Regions from separate parts of the Homo sapiens genome. Here region 1 is linked to region 2. Evidence: chromatin contacts called from ENCODE Hi-C or POLR2A ChIA-PET data. All regions are on one chromosome and are shown on one strand. Each heading gives the region's core, a stretch centred on a gene start or an enhancer-like site at or near the end of the contact. The rest is flanking DNA. Distances are from core to core; before and after follow the strand shown. Region 1 has its middle 4.9 kb from the start of MIR23AHG. Region 2 holds the start of GIPC1 (GIPC PDZ domain containing family member 1).

What was found. A loop is a pair of places that touch in the nucleus more often than their neighbours do. ChIA-PET counts read pairs that join two places held with the same protein, here RNA polymerase II (POLR2A). Pooled maps may share reads with other maps.
Region 1: a pooled map shows a loop between it and region 2 (3-fold over the local background). The contact joins the enhancer-like site here to the promoter of GIPC1 in region 2. A Hi-C loop is called at or near these places in 1 of 168 maps with a recorded cell type or tissue (PC-9) and 4 of 50 pooled maps. POLR2A ChIA-PET finds 5 or more read pairs at or near these places in 1 of 52 experiments (MCF 10A).

What each region holds. Positions count from the first base shown.
Region 1 is chr19:13,845,062-13,850,658 of GRCh38, forward strand. No RefSeq gene overlaps it. Among named protein-coding and RNA genes, the nearest start is that of MIR23AHG, 4.9 kb to the left of the region's middle. RefSeq lists an enhancer at 1,930-2,109 and silencers at 2,690-2,959, 2,780-2,985. Within about 2 kb of position 1,441, at least 41 of the 41 ENCODE cell types and tissues checked have a DNase peak (open chromatin) inside an H3K27ac peak, as active enhancers do; they include PC-9, where a contact is called at or near this core.
Region 2 is chr19:14,494,478-14,500,125 of GRCh38, forward strand. GIPC1 (GIPC PDZ domain containing family member 1) reads right to left here and starts at 1,650. Exons shown (of 9, transcript NM_005716.4): 1 at 1,560-1,650. RefSeq lists enhancers at 965-1,891, 3,172-3,671 and silencers at 1,554-1,783, 1,924-1,983.

The DNA.
Region 1 (5,597 bases), core at 191-2,690, 650 kb before region 2:
GCGAAGGTGAGACCAGGTCAAGTGGTCAAATGGCATGGCACACACACACACACACACACACACACACACACACACCACACACCCTTTTGTTCATTCTACAAACATTGAGTGCCTGCTGTATGTATGTCAGGCTCTGTTCCGGGCATTTGGGGACACAGAAGAGAACAAAACAGAAAAAAAAATCCCTGTACTTTTGGGACCAGCATCTATGGGAGAAACAAACATGATAAGCAGATAGATAGGTATAAAGATATATAATGTGGCCAGGAGCGGTGGCTCATGCCTGTCTTCCCAGCACTTTGGGAGGCTGAGGCAGCCTGATCACTTGAGGTCGGGAGTTCGAGACAAGCCTGGCCAACATGGTGAAACCCCGTCTCTACTAAAAATACAACAATTAGCCGGGCATGGTGGCGCACGCCTGTACCCAGCTACTCGGGAGGCTGAGGCAGGAGAATCATTTGAACCAGGAGGCGGAGGTTGTAGTGAGCCAAGATTGCTCCACTGGACTCCAGCCTGAGCGACACAGGGAAACCCTGTCTCAAAAAAAAATTATATATCTATATATATTTTTAAAAATTACATATCTATATATTTAAAAATTATATATCTATATATATTTTAAAATTATGTGTCTATATGTTTAAAAATTATATATATATTGTTTTAAATTATATTATATATATATATATATATATATATAAAATGTGTTGGGTGGAAAGTCTATGGGTAATCTAGAAAAAGGCAAGAGAGATGAGAGATGAAATGAGTGGAGGTTAGGTCAGGAAAGTCCTCCCTGAGGAGGAGGTGACTTTGAACAAAGACTTTTAGGCACTGAGGGAAAAGCCAGGAAGACATCGAGAGGAAGAGAGTTCCAGGTAGAGAACGGCCAGTGCACAGGCTTTGCGGTAGGACGGTGCCTGGAACATTGGAAAACCAGCAAAGCAGACCGGTTTCATGGAGGCAGAGAGAGGAGTGGAATGGAAGAAGAACAAAGATTTGTTTTGTTTTGTTTTGTTTGAGAAGGAGTCTCACTCTGTCGCCCAGGCTGGAGTGCATTGTCACAATCTTGGCTCACTGAAACCTCTGCCTCCCCAGTTCAAGCGATTCTCCTGCCTCAGCCTCCCAAGTAGCTGGGATTACAGGCGTGCACCACCATGCTCGGCTAATTTTTCTATTTTTAGTAGAGACAGGGTTTCACCATATTGGCCAGGCTGATCTTGAACTCCTGACTTCAAGTGATCCGCCCGCCTCAGCCTCCCAAAGTGCTGGGATGACAGGTGTGAGCCACAGCGCCAGGCCCTACACCCCAGCTTTCTAGCTGGATGTCTTTGGGATGGCTTTGGGGCCAGGCGATTACACTTCCTAAGCCTCAGTTTTGTCGGCTGAAAAATGGGGCTGAAAATGCGCAATTTGCAGTTGTTACCAGGCTTTGAGGTGAGACGTGTGATGTGCTGATCGCAGGTAGAAAGAGGGTAAGTGATACACCAGGTACACCTGGATCAAGGGACCCTGACAGGCCCAGCCGGCCCACAGGTCACCCCAGCTCACATGCAGGGCTGCCTGCTGGGCCCCATGGCAACGCCACACACAGAGACATCAAACAGGCCCTGCCGAGGAAGTCCCACGTCACTGCGGTTAGAGTGGCTCCTCCCAGCCCAGCCCCCGGCTGGCGGCAGTGACCCCCATGCCAGTCAGGGCCCCTGCCTCCTGTTGCCCTGGCGACCAGCTGTGTTATGGACTGAGCCGGGATCCCACCACATCCCTGCCCCCTCACCAGGGCACCAGCCACTCCCCACATCCGGAGAAGGACATTACACGGTGGCCCCAGCTCACCGTGACAAACTCAATTGCCTGGTGTCTGGAGCACCAGGAAAGACTTTGTCTACCTACATAATGGTTCAGAAGGGCAGAGAGGTCCCAGGGATCTGTGGGGACTCCCAGCCAGGTGCCTGAAATCCCCGGGGAAGGGTCCCAGTATTGCTCAAGGGCACTGGTGGGGCAGGTCAGACAGGAATAGACCCCAGGCCTGGCCCAGCCCCCACCTCAGGAATGACTCACCACCCACCCAGCTCCCGATGACATCAAGGCCTGGCCTGCCACCCTGACCTGGCCCCAGGCCAGAACTGGGGGGGCGCACCCAAGAAGTGTCACATCTGGCTGTCCCTGCCTGGCTGGGATCTGGTACGCAGAGGGTTAAGGAGAGCCCTTCTGGGGGTCTCCCCCCCATCCCATCCCCCCCACTTTCCCGGGGATTTCGGGCCCCAGCCCCTCTGACGTCACTGGGGGTTGCTATGGCAACTGGCCGAAGTTCCCAAATAAAATTACCGCGGGCGGGTTAAGTTTCCTAGGAGGCAGCCGACGGGTAAACAATGGCGGTGGCAGGCGGGGCCGGCGAGAGGCCGTCTCCCCCTCTTACCCCCGACTCTGCTGGGACCTGGGGGTCCCTGGGGCGAGGGGCAGGGTCCCCCTCCCTGCCCAGGATCTGAGAGCCCTCGAGCCAGCGAGGGGATTGGCGCCCAGATGAGGGACAGCGAGGCCACGACCCACATGAGCGGGGGATGGGGACGAGGGGTCTTTGGAGGGGAGGCTGGGGCGGCGGGGAACAAAGAGGGGACCGGAGGCCTGGGGATCCACCCTCCACACACCCTCCCCCCTAACCCCGCTCCCGGCCGGCCGCCAGTCCAGCTGTGGCTGTTCCCAGCTCCCTGGCTCCCCACATCTGGCGGGCCGCGCGCTCACTTCCTGTCGCCCCGGCTGCCTGGAGGGAGGTAAAAATAACCCGCCCCCTCCCCCTGCCGGCGGCGCAGACGGCGGATCCTCCCAGCCTGGAGGAGGGCGAGGCCGAGCCTCAGCCGGGAGAGGAGGCCCCCTGAGGCCGCCTCCCGTCCCTCCCAGTGCCTCGCTGTCCTGGCAGGAGGGGGGCAAGTAGGGGTGCCACAGAGCCTAGGCTGCGCTGGGGGACTGGGGAAGCGCATCCCATGAGAAAGGCCCTTAGCTGGGTCACCAGGAACCCAGGGAACCATAGTGTCCAACCACCCCCACCAATCCCGTGGGGGAGGGGGTTCAAGTTCTGAGAGTTGAGGGACTGCAGCCAACATGCCTGGGTTCCAATCGAGGGTCACCCACTTCCTAACCTAACAGTATAAACAAGTTACCAAAAAAAAAAAAAAGCCCCCCCCCCGCACACACACGACAAGAGCAAAACTGCTCCAGGCCTCAGTTTACCTAGCTGTAAAATGGGCATGATAGCAGTACTCACTTCAAAGTGCATTTGTTGGGTTAGGAGTGTCAACTCACTCTATAATCCCAAAACTTTGGGAGGCTGTGGCAGGAGGATCGCTTGAACTTAGGAGTTTGAGACCAGCCTAGGCAACATAGTGAGACCCCCATCTCTACGAAAAAGTGAATAAGTAAAATGAAAACACATAAAAAAGAAAAATAAAGTGCATTTATTCCCTGAGTGTTAGCTATGATCGTTTCCCCCTCCCCAGGGGCCCCTGAGACCCACCCCCCTCCACCAAGTACAGTTCCCAGATGAGACACAGGACACCCAGTGAAACTTAATTTTTCAGATACACAGCGGATCTCTTTTTTTAGTATAAGTATGTCCCATGCAATTTTGGGGACATCGCTATACTAAAAAAAAAGTTTTATACTAAAAAAAAATTACTTGTTCTGTATCTGAAATTCAAATTTAACTGATGTCCTGTATTTTTTATTTGTTAAATCTGCCAACTGTATCCTTAAGTCACCATCATCTCTGGCCTAAATATATTCCAACAGCCACCTCCCTGGTCCTCTCCGACTTTCCTTATGCCTTCTAGCCATTCTCCAGAGACAGCCCGTTAAATCCAATCACGTGTCCCCTCTACCTTCCACTTGGAAAAGTTCCTGGTGTCCCAACCTCTCCCGCAGGAAGGTCCTGCCTGTTATTCGCCAACTCCCGAGCATCCTTCAGTTCCCAGGGTATCACCTCCTCCGAGAAGCCCTCCTCACCTTCTTGGCTTTAGACTGTCCAGGATCCCTGTAACTCAGCCATCTCCCCAACTCAACCATTTGAGTGATTGACTTGGTCATGTGAGCCAAATGGACATTTCTTACAGGACTCAAAGCTGGTCACTTCCCAGGCAGCTGGTCCATCTCCGTGTCTGAGATGCTAGTATCTACTCTTCTCCCCGCCCCATAGGATCTGGGGCTCCGGAAGGCCCCTCAGGCAGCTCCCTTAAGGGTCCTGTGGGCGGCTCAGTGGTGACTATTGGGGTGCCAGGGAGCCCGGAGTTCAGGCCATCTGAAGCTGGTGCTGGGAAACTCTCTCCCTGCACTCAGATGGCATGGGAAGTCTAGGGGGGTGCTGGTGCAACCTCTGTAGTGCACAGCCTTCAGTATCATGTGTCGACAGCCCCCAAGGAGCCCACCAGGCGCCATCCCCCACTTGCATAACCTACCCACACTTCAATGTAGCCTTGGCACCTATCCCCACAACGCCTGAAGACTCCCACAGATATGGCCCTGCCAAGGCCAGGCATGCACCCTCCTGAGACAGGTTTGGGAGCCCGGATGCCAGCTTGGCTGTGCATCCTCTGGCAAAGGACATTGACCCTCTGTTGACTCAGTTTCCCCATCTGTAAAATGAGAATGTCAATGAAACGTCAGAGGGCCATGGTGAACACTATTTTTAATTTTTATTATTATTATTTTTTGAGACGGAGTTTCACTCTTGTCACCCAGGCTGGAGTGCAGTGGCACGATCTTGGCCCACTGCAACCTCTGCCTCCCGGGTTCAAGCGATTCTCCTGCCTCGGTCTCCCAAGTAGCTGGGATTAGAGGTGCTGGCCATCACGCTCGGCTAATTTTTGTATTTTTAGTACAGACGGGGTTTCACCATTTTGCCCAGGCTGGTCTTGAACTCCTGACATCAAGTGATCCACGGGCTTCGGCTTCCTAAAGTGCTGGGATTATAGGCGTGAGCCGCCGCGCCCGACTTCATGGTGAACATTACATGAGTTAATACACATAGGCCCACACATGCATAGAACAGGCTTAGAACATAGAACGTGCTCATTAAGTGTTAGCTAGTTTGGGAGGTCGGCAGGGGTGGGGAGGATGCAAAAAAGCCCTCATCACAGCGCTCCTGACAGCTCCCGCCAGGCCAGCTCCCCAAATCCCTTAGGAAAATGGCCTCGACCTCTCAGCTGCAACTCTGGCCCAGCCGCCATCTCCTGACCTGACCGCCCACTTCTGGGGAGCCCCGGTGGGTCTGGATTGGAGAGAGCCACCCTCAGCCCTCCCCACCTTCATTGGACCACAGCTGTCTCCTTCACCATCACCTCCGTGCCCACCAGGATTACAGGCCTGATCTGAACCCCTAATCTAGGGAAGACTACGGAGTCCCAAAATCCCTCTTAGCGCGCACCCCGGCCTGAGGCTCGAACCCAGGTCCGCGCTGGAGGGCGGTGGCGGTTGCCGAGCAACGCGCTGTTTGTTGGCGCGGGGGGCGGGGCCGGGGCCGGCGCGCGGTGACTCACCGCGGCGTGATGCGGACGGGCGCGGCGCCCAGCAGCCTGGCCGGCGGCCCGATCTCGGCTGGCCTCGGCGTC
Region 2 (5,648 bases), core at 400-2,899:
TTAGTGCCATCTGAAATTATCTTCTTTATTTACTTGCTAACTTGTTTGTTGGCTGCTTCCTTCCTTTCAGAGTGCCAACTCCTCAAAAGTAGGGATTTTGTTTTGTTCACTGTTGCATTTTCTGTGCCAAGAACAGTGCCTAGCACATGCACGTAGCAGGTGCTCACTAAATATTTGTAGACTGAGTGAATGAATGTGTCTCAGGTCCTCGTTCTGATTGCTCTCTGTGCTCCCCATCCTTGAAACAGCCCCCTAAACATGCCTGCTGTGCGGTTGCCAACTGTCCTAGGCTCCCCACTTTCCCTGGCTCCCCTCACACCTGAACACAGAGATGAAGAGCCACTTCAGCCCGGATATTGAGTGTTTGGGCTGGAATTTCAGCATCCTCACCCCCTCATCCTGGGAAGGGCCTGAAACTTAGCAACCCCACGGCCACACAGAAGCAGTGTGGCCAGCAGGAGGAGGGGAAGGGGGTTCCTGGGAGCACACAGAAGCTAGGGGAAGGGGGAAACCACGCCCAGGCTCCCCGTTCCAGCACAGTGTTGCTTTGGAGAGAAGGAGGGAAAGAGGCCTCTGATTCACTCTTGAAAAACCGGCTCCTGGGTGTTTCCGGGGAGAACGCCTACTTCCCAGCCTCGGCCCAGGTTGCCAGGGGGGAACCCAGTGGGCCCAGACCCCAGCATCCTGGCCCCCTGCAGACGCCACTCTCTTCTCTGGACCCAGGTAGTTAGACCTGCCCTCTCCAGCTCTGGGGAGAAGGGAAAGGAGGGCAGCTTCCTGTTTGAGTGGCTGGTAAAGCAAAAGACCAGCAGGTGTGGCCCTGATGATGAGTACGGGGTAGGGGGTGGGAGGGGTAGGGGGCCGGAGCTACTCAGCAACAACTGAGCCGTGGAGTTATTGGTATCCAGTCTAGTGGGTGTGACTCCAGTTCTGGACCCTGGGGCATGAGTTCCAGTCCCAGATGTGCCAGTTACTAGCTGTGTGACCTTGGGCAAGTCACTCCACCTCTCTGGGTAGGCTGCCTCACCTTTTTTACAAGAAGGCACAGCACCTCCCATGAGGTGTTTAGAGTCAATTATCCTCATGGTAAATGCCTGACACGGAAGCTCTCCAATAAATGCTAGCTGAGGTGGAGTTTTTCATGACGATTATTATTCAGACCGTGGTCCTCACTGCGTCCCCCCCAAGGCCCTGGAGGGTTCAGACGCGGTTAGCTCAGGGGAAGTGCCCAGGAAAGGGTCAGAAACACTGACCCCGCGCCTGTCCACGCTGGGATGGGGACAGTCCAGCCGGGGGACGGGGGGAGGGGCAAGCCCAGAAACCCCAGCCCAGCGTTGGGAGGCGTTTGTCCCCTGCCCGCCAGCAGGAAGGGAGCTGCCCCCACCACCCCCCACCCCCGCTTCCCCTGGGAAGGGGCCTCCGGCATCCCCGCGCGCAGCCTAGACCTCCAGTCGCGTCCACGGCGCCGGCCCCACCCTGCAGGATCGGCCGGATCCTCGCAGGCCCGCGACCCCCGAGGCCCCCGGAGCAGACACATCCTTCTCGCAGAGGCCACTCACCTGCTCCGCCGCCGCCGCCGCCGCCGCCGCCGCCGCCGCTGCCTCCGCCTCCCCGTGCGCACCCGGCTCGGCCCTCCGCAAACTCCAGACCGGGCCTCTCCCGCAGCGGCGCCTGGGGGGCGGGGCCGACGCCCGCGGCCGGCCAATCAGCGGCTGCCTCTCGGTGCTCGCAGCCAATCCGCGTCTTCCGCTTCGGGTGGACCCGACGGAAACATTCCAGAGGGATCCCTCCGCCTCGCCCGGCTCTTCCCGACTCCTCCCCTCGCCGCGAAGCAGTGGACCGTTCCGCCCCGCCTAAGCCGCGGCTGGCTGTACCACCGGAGGGCTGAGGAGGGGGGGGAGCTGCAGCTGGGCCCCGGCCAATCGCGAGGGAGGAAGGAGACAAGCGGCCAATGGGAAGGAAGCTGGGGCCCCTGAACCACGTGCTGTCGGCTGAGTGTCAGTCTCGGGTGCCCTGGGTGGTGAGGGGCGGGGGAGTCAGGTGACCTAGGCCAGGTTTCGGGGAAAGGATTCGAACTTCCGACGTCCAGGAAAGCGGACAGTTTAGGAGACCTGGGTGGGGGTCAATGGCAGTCCCCAACCCAGTTCCCTGCCCGGCCTCCTCTGCCCCAGCCTGGCCATCCTCGGAGCGGATAAAAAGATGCATTCAATCTCTGGGGGCGGGCGGGGGATCGAGATGAATAGGGAGGGTCCCGAGTTTCCCTGCTTCCTGGGCTGTACAATGGACAAAGGCATTCATTCATTCATTCGTTCACTCACTCATCAAATATTTAATGTGCCAGACTGCTCCGTGCCAGACTCTGTCCTACCTCTGAAGACGCGTCAGTGAATAAGCTGAATGTGCTCCTGGTAGAGGTAACAGAGCGTGCAAAAGCCGGACAGAGAGATACAGCACGCTTTAGGATACTGCAATATCGTGGGAGCTAGTAAATCAGTGTGGAAAGGCAAGATGCAATGAAAGACAAGGGTGAGATAGTTTATCTGCTTGTTGGTTTGTTTATGTGCTAGGTCACAGAAGGTACCCAGCCAGCCTTTCATAGATCTGTCTCCTCCATCTGACTGTGAGGGTGGAGGCTGAGTCTCTCTTGTCAACCCCTCACTCCCACCTCAGGCTGCCACACGGCAGGTTCTCAGCAAACCTGTGTGGACAAATAGACCATGTAGTTTATAAGGAAGGGGGATTTATCAGGTGGACACAGATCCAAGAAACAAGAGTCACAAATGCACCTGGACCAGGCCAGGACGCTCAGTTCCCGGGACAAGTGAGATTTCCTTGTTCTAGTTCAAACCCAGCCACTTGGACAGCAACTGGGGCTGAATGCTGTGTGTTCTGGGAACTGTAGTTCCTGGAAGCCTCTAAGTGCTGAGACCCTGCTCAAGCTCCATAGAAAGACTGGTTCTTTGCAGTTCCCAGGGTGAGATGTTGTGCATATCAGTCCCACCAGGACCTGCAGAGGGGCAAACTAAAATGGGAGATGGAACCTTGAGCTTTGCTGCTGAGGATTGCCTAGCCAGCCCCACCCAGCTGGCAAACACCGAGATTGCTGTGGCAGGCCAGGCAACAGGCACAGCTATTGTCCGTCCCTTCCTGTTCTGCTGACCTCTGCCATCCCACTGAGCAATCAGTTGCCTGGGCTGGCCAGTACCCTCTGTGGGACTGTGCTGCCTGCCCTGCTTGAGCCTGGCATCTAAGCTGCCCCCTGCACACTTGGAGAGGACGGGATGCTGAGCCCAGGGGACAGCATGACTGAGGCTGCAGAGTCCTGAGCCAGACTCCAACTGGCTCCTGTTTCCTGATGAGGAAGTGCCCGGAGAAGGGGTGATGGGATTGTGGGATTGCTCAAGACACAGAGCAGCACTGGGCACCTCCTTTCTGAATTTTTTTTTTTTTTTTTTTGAGACAGTGTCTAGCTCCGTTGGCCAGGCTGGAATGCAGTGGCAGGATCTCAGCTCACTGCAACCTCCACCTCCTAGGCTCAAGTAATCCTCCCATCTTAGCCTACCGAGTAGCTGGGACCACAGGCATGTACCACCACACCTGGCTAATTTTTGTTGTTGTTGTTGTTTGTTTGTTTGTTTTTTTGAGACGGAGCCTCACTCTGTCACCCAGGCTGCAGTGCAGTGGTGCAATCTCAGCTTACTGCAACCTCCGCTTCTCAGGTTCGAGCAATTCTCACGCCTCAGTCTCCTGAGTAGCTGGGATTACAGCGTGCGCCATCATGCTCGGCTAAATTTTTTGTATTTTTAAAAGAGACGGGGTTTCGCCATGTTGGCCAGGCTGGTCTCGAACTCCTGGCCTCAAGTGATCCACCTGCCTCGTCCTCCTGAAATGCTGGGATTACAGGCATGAGCCACTGCACGCAGTCTATTCCTTTGTTTGTCTGTTTGTTTGTTTTGAGACAGAGTTCCACTCTTGTTGCCCAGGCTGGAGTGCAATGGCGCAATCTCGGCTCACTGCAACCTCCACCTCCCAGGTTCAAGCGATTCTCCTGCCTCAACCTCCTGATTAGCTGGGATTACAGGCACCCGCCACCACATCTGGCTAGTTTTGTATTTTTAGTAGAGACAGGGTTTCATCCTGTTGGCCAGGCCGGTCTCGAACTCCTGGCCTCAAGTGATCCAACTGCCTCATCCTCTCAAAATGCTGGGATTACAGGCATGAGTCACTGTGCCAGGCCCATTTGTTTGTTTTTTGATAGAGACAGGGTCTCACCATGTTGCACAGAGCTGGTCTTGAACTCCTGGGCTCAAGCCATCCTCCCTCTTTGGCCTCCCAAAAGTGCTGGGATTACAGGTGTGAGCCACCATGCCCAGCCCTCCTTCCCGATTTTATAGCTCAAGAGGAATGCCTAAAAGCTGAGGCTGGGAAGTCCAATGGTGAGCAGCTTAGATGTGAGCGCTACCTCTGTTCCTTTAAAAGAAAAAAGAGGCCGGGTGCAATGGCTCACGCCTGTAATCCCAACACATTGGGAGGGTGAGGCGGGCGGATCACAAGGTCAGGAGTTCGAGACCAGCCTGGCCAACATGGTGAAACCTCGTCTCTACTAAAAATACAAAAATTAGCTGGGTGTGATGGTGGGCGCCTGTAGTCCCAGCTACTCAGGAGGCTGAGGCAGGAGAATGGTGTGAACCCGGGAGGCGGAGCTGGCAGTGAGCCGAGATTGCGCCACTGCCCTCCAGCCTGGGCAACAGAACGAGACTCCGTCTCAAAAAAAAAAAAAAAAAAAGAAAAAGAAAAAACAGAAAAAAGAAAAAAATTCCATCCTTGAATGCCAGCTAACACATGCAGAAGGGAAGGTTGTGTGCGTTAGAACATCATTGTTTTGCTGAGTGCAGTGGCTGCAGCCTCTAATCCCAGTGACTTGGAGGCTGAGGCTGAAAGGATCCCTTGAGGGCAGGAGTTCGAGACTAGCCGAGGCAACATAGCAAGACCTCCATCTCTACAAAAATGGGTGTGGTGCTGTGTGCCTGTAGTCCCAGCTACTCGGGAGGCTGAGGCAGGAGGATCACTTGAGCCCAGGAGTCGAGGCTACAGTGAGCTATGAGCTACAGCTTCCTATGTGCCAGGCATCATTCCAAGAACTTCCTATTTATTAAACCATGTAACTCTCCTGATGACCTAGGTGCAGTTTTACACATTGTATATTTGTCCTCCCACTCTGTCAGGGGAAAATTTGCTTCACCCATGATATCCTTCATTGGAGGGAAATTCTTAATTTTGATATAATAGAACTCACTGTGAAGTTATATTAAGAATGCTTGGCTGGGCACACTAGCTCATGCCTGTAATCCCAGCACTTTGGGAGGCTGAGGCAGGTGGATTGCTTGACACCAGGAGTTCAAGACCAGCCTGGGTAACATAATGAGACCCTGTCTCTACAAAAAATAATAAAAATTAGCCAGAAAAGGAGGCACTGGACTATAGTCCCAGCTACTCAGGAGGCTGAGGTGGGAGGATCACTTGAGCCCAGGAGTTCAAGCCTACAGTAAGCTATGATCACACCACTGCATTCTAGCCTGGGTGACTGAGCAAGACCCTATCTCCCAAAACAAAACAAAAGAAGGCCTTTTCATCCCTATATGGCAAAC